Regions from separate parts of the Homo sapiens genome. Here region 1 is linked to region 2. Evidence: read pairs that join two places in POLR2A ChIA-PET (ENCODE). Cell type or tissue: Panc1. All regions are shown on one strand. Each heading gives the region's core, and the rest is flanking DNA. Links, peaks and the distances in the headings are about the cores only. Region 1 has its middle 16 kb from the start of PLP1. Region 2 has its middle 3.5 kb from the start of TCEAL1.

Region 1 (4,397 bases), core at 100-4,099, 140 kb after region 2:
AGACTGGGTAATTTATAAAGAAAAGAAGCTTAATTGACTCACAGTTCTGCATGGCTAGGGAGGCCTCAGGAAACATACAATCATGGTGGAAGGCACCACTTCACAGGGATGCAGAAGAGAGAATAAGTGCAAACAGAGGAAATGCCAGATGATTCTAAAACCATTAGATCTCATGAGACTCACTATTACAAGAATTGAATGAGGCAAACCGCCCCCATGATCTGATTACCTCCACCTGTTCCTGCCCTTGACACATGGGGATTATGGAGATTACAATTCAAGGTGAGATTTGGATGGGGACACAGAGCCAAACCATATCAGGTAGTTATAGCTTCACTTGGGACTTTGACATTTGTCTGGGATAGGATGAGGATGGAGCATGGACTAGTTCCTGAGGGTGAGATTAGGGAAAATGCTGCCAAGAAGACACTGGCCAGGAGGGAGCCGGATGCTAGTAACTGAGACAAGAAGCCTGCCAACTCAAGCCAGACCTTGGGCTATTGGAATGTGGGAAGGAATTAAAGAACGAAGATAACAGCAATATCTATTGGATTTGATAAGGATTAATGCAAGTGAAGCACTTAGTACAGAGCCTAGCACACAGTAAGTACTTAACTAATGGCATCAAGCTGCAAACTCTATCATCTCTGTCTTTTAGAGGCCATAATGCATGTTAGCATAGTGGAGGTTTTGTAAAGTCTCCCAAGTAGCTGAGACTACAGGCGTATGCCACCACGCCTGGCTAGTTTTTGCATATTTAGTAGAGACGGGGTTTCTTCAGGTTGGTCAGGCTGGTCTTGAACTCCCGACCTCAGGTGATCTGCCCACTTTGGCCTTCCAAAGTACTGGGATTACAGGCATGAGCCACTGTGCCCGGCCAAAAAAAAATCATTATTTTTTTTTTTCCTTGAGACGGAGTCTCGCTCTGTAACCAAGGCTGGAGTGCAGTGGTGTGATCTCGGCTCACTGCAAGCTCCGCCTCCTGGGTTCACGCTATTCTCCTGCCTTAGCCTCCAGAGTAGCTGGGACTACAGGCGCCTGCCACCATGCCCGGCTAATTTTTTTTGTATTTTTTAGTAGAGACGGGGTTTCACCGTGTTAACCAGAATGGTCTTGATCTCCTGACCTTGTGATCCGCCCCCCTCAGCCTCCCAAAGTGCTGGGATTACAGGCGTTGAGCCACCGCGCCCTGCCGAAAAAAAATTTTTTTTAAGAGTCAGTGTCTCACTCTATTGCCCAGGTGACAGTGCAGTGGCATGCTCCTAGCTCATGGCAGTTTTAAACTCCTGGGATCAAGCAGTCCTGCTTCAGACTCTTCAAGTAGCTAGGACTAGAAGTGCGTACCACCATGCCTGGCTACAGAGACACTAAAACAAACAAACAAACAAACAAACAAAACAAAACAAAAACAAAAAACTTTGGTTAACCCAGGCTTCCCCAAATATATTTGCCTGCAGATTTTTTTTTTTTTTTTTTTTTTTTTTTTTTTTTTTTTTTTAACATTAGACCTTTCACCATCCAGTGGAGATGACAATCTCTGGTCATGCTTTGGGAAACTCCACTCTCCTTCCAGTGAGGGGCTCTAGTAACATTTGTCACTGCCTTAAAAATGTTTCAATTTGATGTCAATTAATACTTTTTTTTTTTTTTTTTTGAGACAAGGTCTGTCTCTGTTGCCCAGGCTGGAGTGCAGTGGCATGATCTCAGCTCACTGCAACCTACACCTCCTGGGCGCAAGCCATCCTCCCCCTTAGCCTCCCGAGTAGCTGGGACTACAGGTACGCACCATCATACCTGGCAAATTTTTGTATTTTTTGTAGAGACAGGGTTTTGCCATGTTGCCCAGGCTGGTCTTGAACTTGTGAGCTCAAGCAATCCACCCACCTTGGCCTCCCAAAGTGCTGGGATTACAGGCATGAACCACTGGGCCTGGCAATACTTTCTTTCCTATTCATTAGCTCCTATTTGGAGAAGAAGTTGAGGGAGGTTCTCTTTAAAAATAGAGACTGTATCATCAGGGCTGCTGGGGAAAGGGAAAGAGACATTGTATCTTTGTTGGAATTTGGGCTTTCTAAGAGGAGGAGTAGAAACTATGCTGGTGGTTATGGTGGTTGTGGGATGAACAACAGGATGGATGTCCAGATGGACCAAGTCAGCCCTCTATTGTAATTCCTGGATGAAAGCTTGAAGGACCTAATCTCAAGAACACCAATGATCCTACTGTCCTCCTATATATATGAACAGAGATGGGAGGATGTTCTCTGGTTATTTAATAAAGGCCAGCCACAAACAAGGCACCATACTAGGTTTCATGCGCGTCCATGTGAAATCACCAAACAGGCTTTGTGTGAGCAATAAAGCTTTTTAATCACCTGGGTGCAGGCAGGCTGAATCCGAAAAGAGTCAGATAAGGGAGATAGGGGTGGGGCTGTTTTATAGGATTTTGGTAGGTAGTGGAAAATTACAGTCAAAGGGGGTTGTTCTCTGGCTGGCTGGGGTGGGGGTCACAAGGTGCTCAGTGGGGGAGCTTTTGAGTCAGGATGAGCCAGGAGAAGGAATTTCACAAGGTAATGTCACCAGTTAAGGCAGGAACTGGCCATTTTCACTTCTTTTGTGATTCTTTACTTGCTTCAGGCCATCTGGATGTATATATGCAGGCTTGGGCTCAGAGATCTGACATTCCTGTCTTCTTATATTGATAAGAAAAATAAAATAAAATAGTGTTGAAGTGTTGGGGCAGCAATAACTTTTGGGGGGTGGTATGGAGATATAATGGGCGATGTTTCTCAGGGCTGCTTCAAGCGGGATTAGGGGAGGCGTGGGAACCTAGAGTGGGAGAGATTAAGCTGAAGGAAGATTTTGTGATAAGGGGTGATATTGTGGGGTTGTTAGAAGAAACACTTGTTGTATAGAATGATTGGTGATGGCCTGGGTGCGGTTTTGTATGAATTGAAAAACTAAACGGAAGACACAAGGTCCGAATAAGAGGAGAAAAACAGGTATTAAAGGACTAACAATTGGGAGGACCCAGGACATCCAATTAGAGAGTGCCCAAGGAGGTTCAGCATAGCCCTGCCAGTAAAGATTATTTATTTACTTTAAGAGGGAGTTAAGAGTGGTGGGCGGTTTGGGGATAGCACCAGGAGATATCAGCTGTGATGGCTTGGAGAAACAGTGTAAACCGGCAGTGTAAACAAGAGCAGGGCATGTATGAGTAGTTGAGAACGGTGAATAGGATTATGACTAGACAGAAGATAGTAGGGATGACAAGTTTTTGGGGCACAGCCCAAGTTGGGCTGGTGTCTGGAATGAGACGGGGGCCTAATAAAAAGGAGTGTCTATACAGGAGCTCAAATGGGCTGTAACCTGTAGCATTCCGAGGACAGGCCCGAATTTTGAGAAGGGAAAGTGGTAAAAGTATTGTCTAGTCATTTTTTAGTTGGTGGCTGAGCTTGGTGAGGTGCGTTTTTAAAAGACCATTAGTCCATTCTACCTTTTCTGAAGATTGAGGATGGTAAGAGGTATGAGGGTTTCACTGAATACCAAGAGCCTGAGAAACTGCTTGGGTGATTTAACTAGTAAAGGCCGGTCCGTTATTGGACTGTATAGAGGTGGGAAGGCCAAACCAAGGAATTATGTCTTACAGAAAGGAAGAAATGACCGCAGTAGCCTTTTCAGACCCTGTGGGAAAGGCCTCTACCCACCCAGACCAAGAGGTATTTTAGTTTCCTGACTCGAGGCATGTGAGTAAAGTCAATTTGCCAGTCCTGGGCAGGGGCAAATCCCCGAGCTTGATGTGTAGGGAAGGGAGGGGGCCTGAACAATCCCTGAGGAGTAGTAGAATAGCAGATGGAACACTGAGAAGTGATTTCCTTGAGGATAGATTTCCACGGTGGAAAGGAAATGAGAGGTTCTAAGAGGCGGGCTAGTGGCTTGTAACCTACATGGAAGAGGCTATGAAATGACGACAGAATAGAATCGGCCTGTGAGGCTGGAAGGAGATATTTTCTTTTTTTTTCTTTTTGTTTTTTTTTTTTTAAATAAGAGAGATTTTATTTTATTTATTTATTTTTTTGAGACAGAGTCTTGCTCCTGTAACCCATGCTGGAGTGCAGTGGCATGATCTTGGCTCACTGCAACCTCAGCCTACTGAGTTCAAGGGATTCTCCTGTCTCAGCCTCCTGAGTAGCTGGGATTACAGGCACCCACCAGGAAGGAGATATTTTCCTTGGTTCAAGAACCATTTGCCTTGTGTGGGAAGAGATTGATAGGTGGAAGTTTCAGTAGGGGAGTAGGTAGGAGTGACCGATGAGAAGGAGAAAAACTGGCCTTGAGGGACGAAGTTGTACTCTAGCTGCTTTTTTAGCTACCTTATCAGCATAAGCGTTGCCCTGAGC
Region 2 (4,397 bases), core at 185-4,184:
AAAGGAAGAAGTAAAAATGTATTCATAGAAGAATCATGATCATGTACATAGAATGCCTTAAGAATCTACAAAAAGTTATTGGAATTACTAAGTGAATTTAGCATGATCTAAAGATAAAAGGTCAATATACAAAAATCAAGTATATATTTTATATACTAGAAATAAACAATTAGAAGACAAAAAATTTAAAGTACCACTTGCAAAGGCATCAAAAAGCATGAAATAATTAGAAATAAAGTTTATTAAATATGTGGAGATTTTATATTGAAAATTATAATACATTACTGAGAGTAATTATGGAAGACCTAAATAAATGAAGTATAATACCATGTTCACGTATCAGAAGACTCAGTATTGTGAAAGTGGCAATTCTCCTCAGATTGATCCATTTATTCAGTGTAATTCCAGTTAAGATCACAGCCAAGAAAAGCCTAAGACAGCTTACCAACTAAAAGTGATATAGTATTCTAGATGGCATCCTGGAACAGAAAAAAAGGATATCAGGTAAAAATGAAGAAAATGGGAATAAAGTATGGGCTTTAGTTAAAGACAATGTCTCAATATTGGTTTGTTAATTATAACAAATGCACCATAGTAATGTAAGATGTTAAAAATAGAGGAAACAGGGTTTGGGATATATAGACACTGTATTATTTTCTAGATTTTTTGGTAAATCTAAAACTATTCTAAAAAAAAGAATTATATTTTTAAAATAAAAAAACACGACGTTAAAAAAAAGGCAACAGGAGAAAAAAACGCTTTATATTTTATTACCTAAAATGGTACTTTTTTTTCTTGCTTTTTGAATAGAGGCCTTGCATTGTCTTTTACACTGGGCCCTGCAAATTATGGAGCCAGCCCTGCCTCTGTCCCAGCCTCCTTCCCAGGCCTCAGGCTGAGGTTGTTCTGGGTGCTTGTAAAAGTCCCTGAAAGGCCAAGGCTAAGCTGTGGCTCTGTTGCAGCCCAGCAGGGAAGGCCAAAATAGAATGAGTTATGTGCTCTGAGCTTGTCTGGATTCTGGGAAATGCAGCAGCAGCCACAGTCCGCAGGTGGTCCCCACTCAGGCCAAATCGTGTTCGTAAGCAAAGGCCCTCCCACCTCAGTATGGTGGGCAGTATGGAATCATTGCTTCCTAGAGCTAGAAGGGACCTCATTCATGGTTCTACCACAGCCCTCGCCCCCACCATTTAGGGAGAAAAATGATACAAATAGAGGCAAGGAGAGGGGTAGGAGGCTGCCACACCTCCAGAGCCTCCAGGGAGTGAATGACAGCATAAGTCTTGCCCAGACCCAAGCCTAGTACTGTCTCTCTTCAGCCCAGGTCTGGACCCACCTTCCCTGTCCCTGTGCATTTCCAACAGCCTGAGTTGCTACTTAGCCTTTCCTCAGAGCCCCTTCCTTGTTTCTCTGAGCATATACAGGGTGTGTGTGTGTGTGTGTGTGTGTGTGTGTGTGTGTGCGTGTGTGCGTGTGTGTGTTTGAGCCCCAGTTAGGATGAGGCCACAAGCAGAAACAGAAAAGAGGAGGCTCCTGTCATTGCTTTTCCTACTTGGGAATTTCCCCTGGGGCAGGGGTAGGGGAGGAGCCCATGAGAGTCACAGGCTGGACAGGGCCTGCTGCAGTCAACAGGTCCAGGTCTGAGAGCAGGTACTGCCATTAGTGCCATTAGGAAAGAATGCAGAGGCAGCAGCCACAGAGGGAACGTCTGGGCTGGAGAGGGCAGAACTCCTCAAGTCCAGGCAGACAGAGCCTGCAAAGTGAAACCAAGGGGACTCGCAAAGAAGGAGGGTTCTGTTCCTGCCACAGAAGTGCAGCCTCCCCAGCAACAGGAATCCCTGGAGGAGAAACCCACCCTGGGCTTTCTCAGATCCCCCAGAGAAAGGCCACACCACTTGGAGACTGTTGTCATGGCAGCAGCTGCCCAGTGCTGTGTGTAAATGTGGGTGGAGCCCACTGCCCAGGAGCAGTTTTACATAGTGGTTAAAGGTACAATCTCTCATGCCACACTGCCTATGTTTTGTTTTTTTTGTTTTCTTTTGTTTTCAGATGGAATCTCTTATTGGCCAGGCTGGAGTACAGTGGCACAATCACGGCTCACTGAAGCCTTGAGTTCCCAGGCCTCTAACCTCGGCCTCCCAAGGAACTGGACCACCTGGGACCGCAGGTGTGCACCACCATGCCTGGCTAATTTTTATCGTTTCTAGAGACAGGATCTCACTATGTTACCCAGGCTGGTCTTGAATTCCTGGGCTCAAGCTATTCTCCCATCATGGCCTCCCAAAGTGTTGGGATTACAGGCGTGAGCCACTGCACCTAGCCTTAGGTTTTAAATCCCATCTCAGCTACTTACTATCATCTGTGTTTCCATGGGAACAATTTGTCACCTCCCAGAGCTCAGTTGTCACACTTTTGAAATGGGTTTCAAAACAAACACTCATTAGTAATAATGGACCAAGCAATATACCCTCATAGGACCCTAAATCAAGGGTATCAAATCAAATCCATCAGAAGGACAGCCCCACCCCAACCCCAACCCTACACAAACAAGTAGCAGATCACACTTCTTTGTAACAAATGATTGTCATTTGGTAGCAGAATCACCTTTACCTTATTCCCTCTTGAGAGTCCTTTCTCTTAAGGGAACCCGAGATCAGCTACTGCTGGGCAGACTTAGAGCCCACATGGAGACTCGGTCTTCATTCCTCCTCTCCTGCTTCTATTTCCTCACACCTCCTTATCTGCCCTCCATATTTACTAAGTTCTCATCAAAGTTTAATTTATACCGGTGCAGGAGCTTTCAGGGACTATAGTGTCTTCTATTAGCAGCACTAGAAAGCAAGCAATCTGAGAAGCCACATGAGAGATGAGAGGAAGGGAACTAGCTCGGCAGGGCATACTCCTGGTTTCACATGCAATAAGGAAAAGAAATTTTTTTCACTTGGAGTCAGAACTCTCTGCTGAGATACCTATAGATCTTTCCCGAGTTTGCTGACTTTATCACCCTATTTAGTACTAGTGGCATGCTTTAAATTAATGATTTGCAGCTAATATACAGAATGATAGAATCTGGATTCAAAGATTGAGGGAGTGAATCTAATGAGACAAAATTTAACCCAGAAAAAATTAGAAGCTTCTATACTTGAGTTAAAACTAAAAAGATTTACAGAAGTGGATTAACAGCTTGAAGTATGAAATAAGGGAGGGGTCTAGTTGACTGCAACTTAAACTGGATTCAATTGTGTGATATGGCATTCACAAAATCTACTATAATTTTAGGATGCATCCATAGATGTATAGCACCTATTCTAAAATGAAGGAGGTGGTAAGATCACTCCATTCTGCACTAGGCAGTATATTCAGTGTTTTCAGAGACATTTACACATTCAGGAATGTGTAGAATAATGAATGACTTTGAAAAAATATGTCACATCAGAAATGGCTGAAATAACTGGGGAGGTTAAACCCCCCAAAAAAGTCTTGGTGAGAACATAATTCTTTAAGGATTATGTGAGATGGCATATTGAAAATACTTAGTGCAATGCCTGGCATAAAGTACACAATTAATCTTAATATTAAAAGGATGTTAATTAGTAGTATTGTTAGCACTGTGTCATACTATTATTATTACTATTATTATAGTTAATGCTTATAGAGTGCTTTCTATGTGCTAGGCTCTATTCCAGATCCTTTACATAGGTTGACTCATTGACTCAGTTATTCCTCTTACAATTCTATGAGGTAGGTACTATTATTGTCTCCAATGTTGTAGATGAGGAAGCTGAGTCACAGAAGATTGAGTAGATTGCCTAGTGTGTCTCACAGAATGGAAGGGGAAAGAACCAGAATAGAAGCTGTGGCAATTTTAAGCTGTCAAGGATGAAAGGTACTTTTATTATTTTATACCTGTTCTGTACCACTCCACAGGGCAGAGCCAGGACCAATGTGTGTAAACTACTGGGAGGCAGATTTTAACTCAACAGAAGCAAAAATCAATTAATTAATTAATTTTAAAACTCTGAATGATTAGAACTTTCTGAGATTTCAGTGAGATATCTTATAAGGCAGTGAGTTCTCCATCACAGGATTTAAGAAGAATAAGGATAGAAATGAATGAAATGGGACTTCTCTAGGAAAGAAACTATACAAATGAGAAACCAACCCTTGATGAAAAAATAAGAAGGCATAGTGAAACTTGGTTTTAAAGACACATCTCACAGAGAAATTGGAAAGTAAAACAGTTATAAAAAAGATATGAAGGTAAACTAATATTTGTCTAAATGCTATCTCAACACAAAGTTAATCAGATATCAGAGAAAAGCAACAAACAGTTCTTAAAAGGGGAAATTTCACATGAATTTCTGTTCAGAAACTTACTAAACAGCCTGGCTTTAAAACAA

Evidence for each region. ChIA-PET counts read pairs that join two places held together with the same protein. Peaks named below come from ENCODE experiments on the same cell type or tissue, not always from the same donor. Only the 100,000 strongest peaks of a DNase experiment are listed, where the experiment ranks them.
Region 1: POLR2A ChIA-PET joins it to region 2 with 6 read pairs; 3 of 35 experiments call an interaction of 5 or more read pairs at or near these places.

The regions. Positions count from the first base shown.
Region 1 is chrX:103,758,850-103,763,246 of GRCh38, forward strand. No RefSeq gene overlaps it. Among named protein-coding and RNA genes, the nearest start is that of PLP1, 16 kb to the right of the region's middle. In Panc1, for the core only: no CTCF peak of the experiment used is centred there; no DNase peak of the experiment used is centred there.
Region 2 is chrX:103,623,272-103,627,668 of GRCh38, forward strand. No RefSeq gene overlaps it. Among named protein-coding and RNA genes, the nearest start is that of TCEAL1, 3.5 kb to the right of the region's middle. In Panc1, for the core only: no CTCF peak of the experiment used is centred there; no DNase peak of the experiment used is centred there; H3K4me3 peaks cover 400 bases; H3K27ac peaks cover 1,936 bases.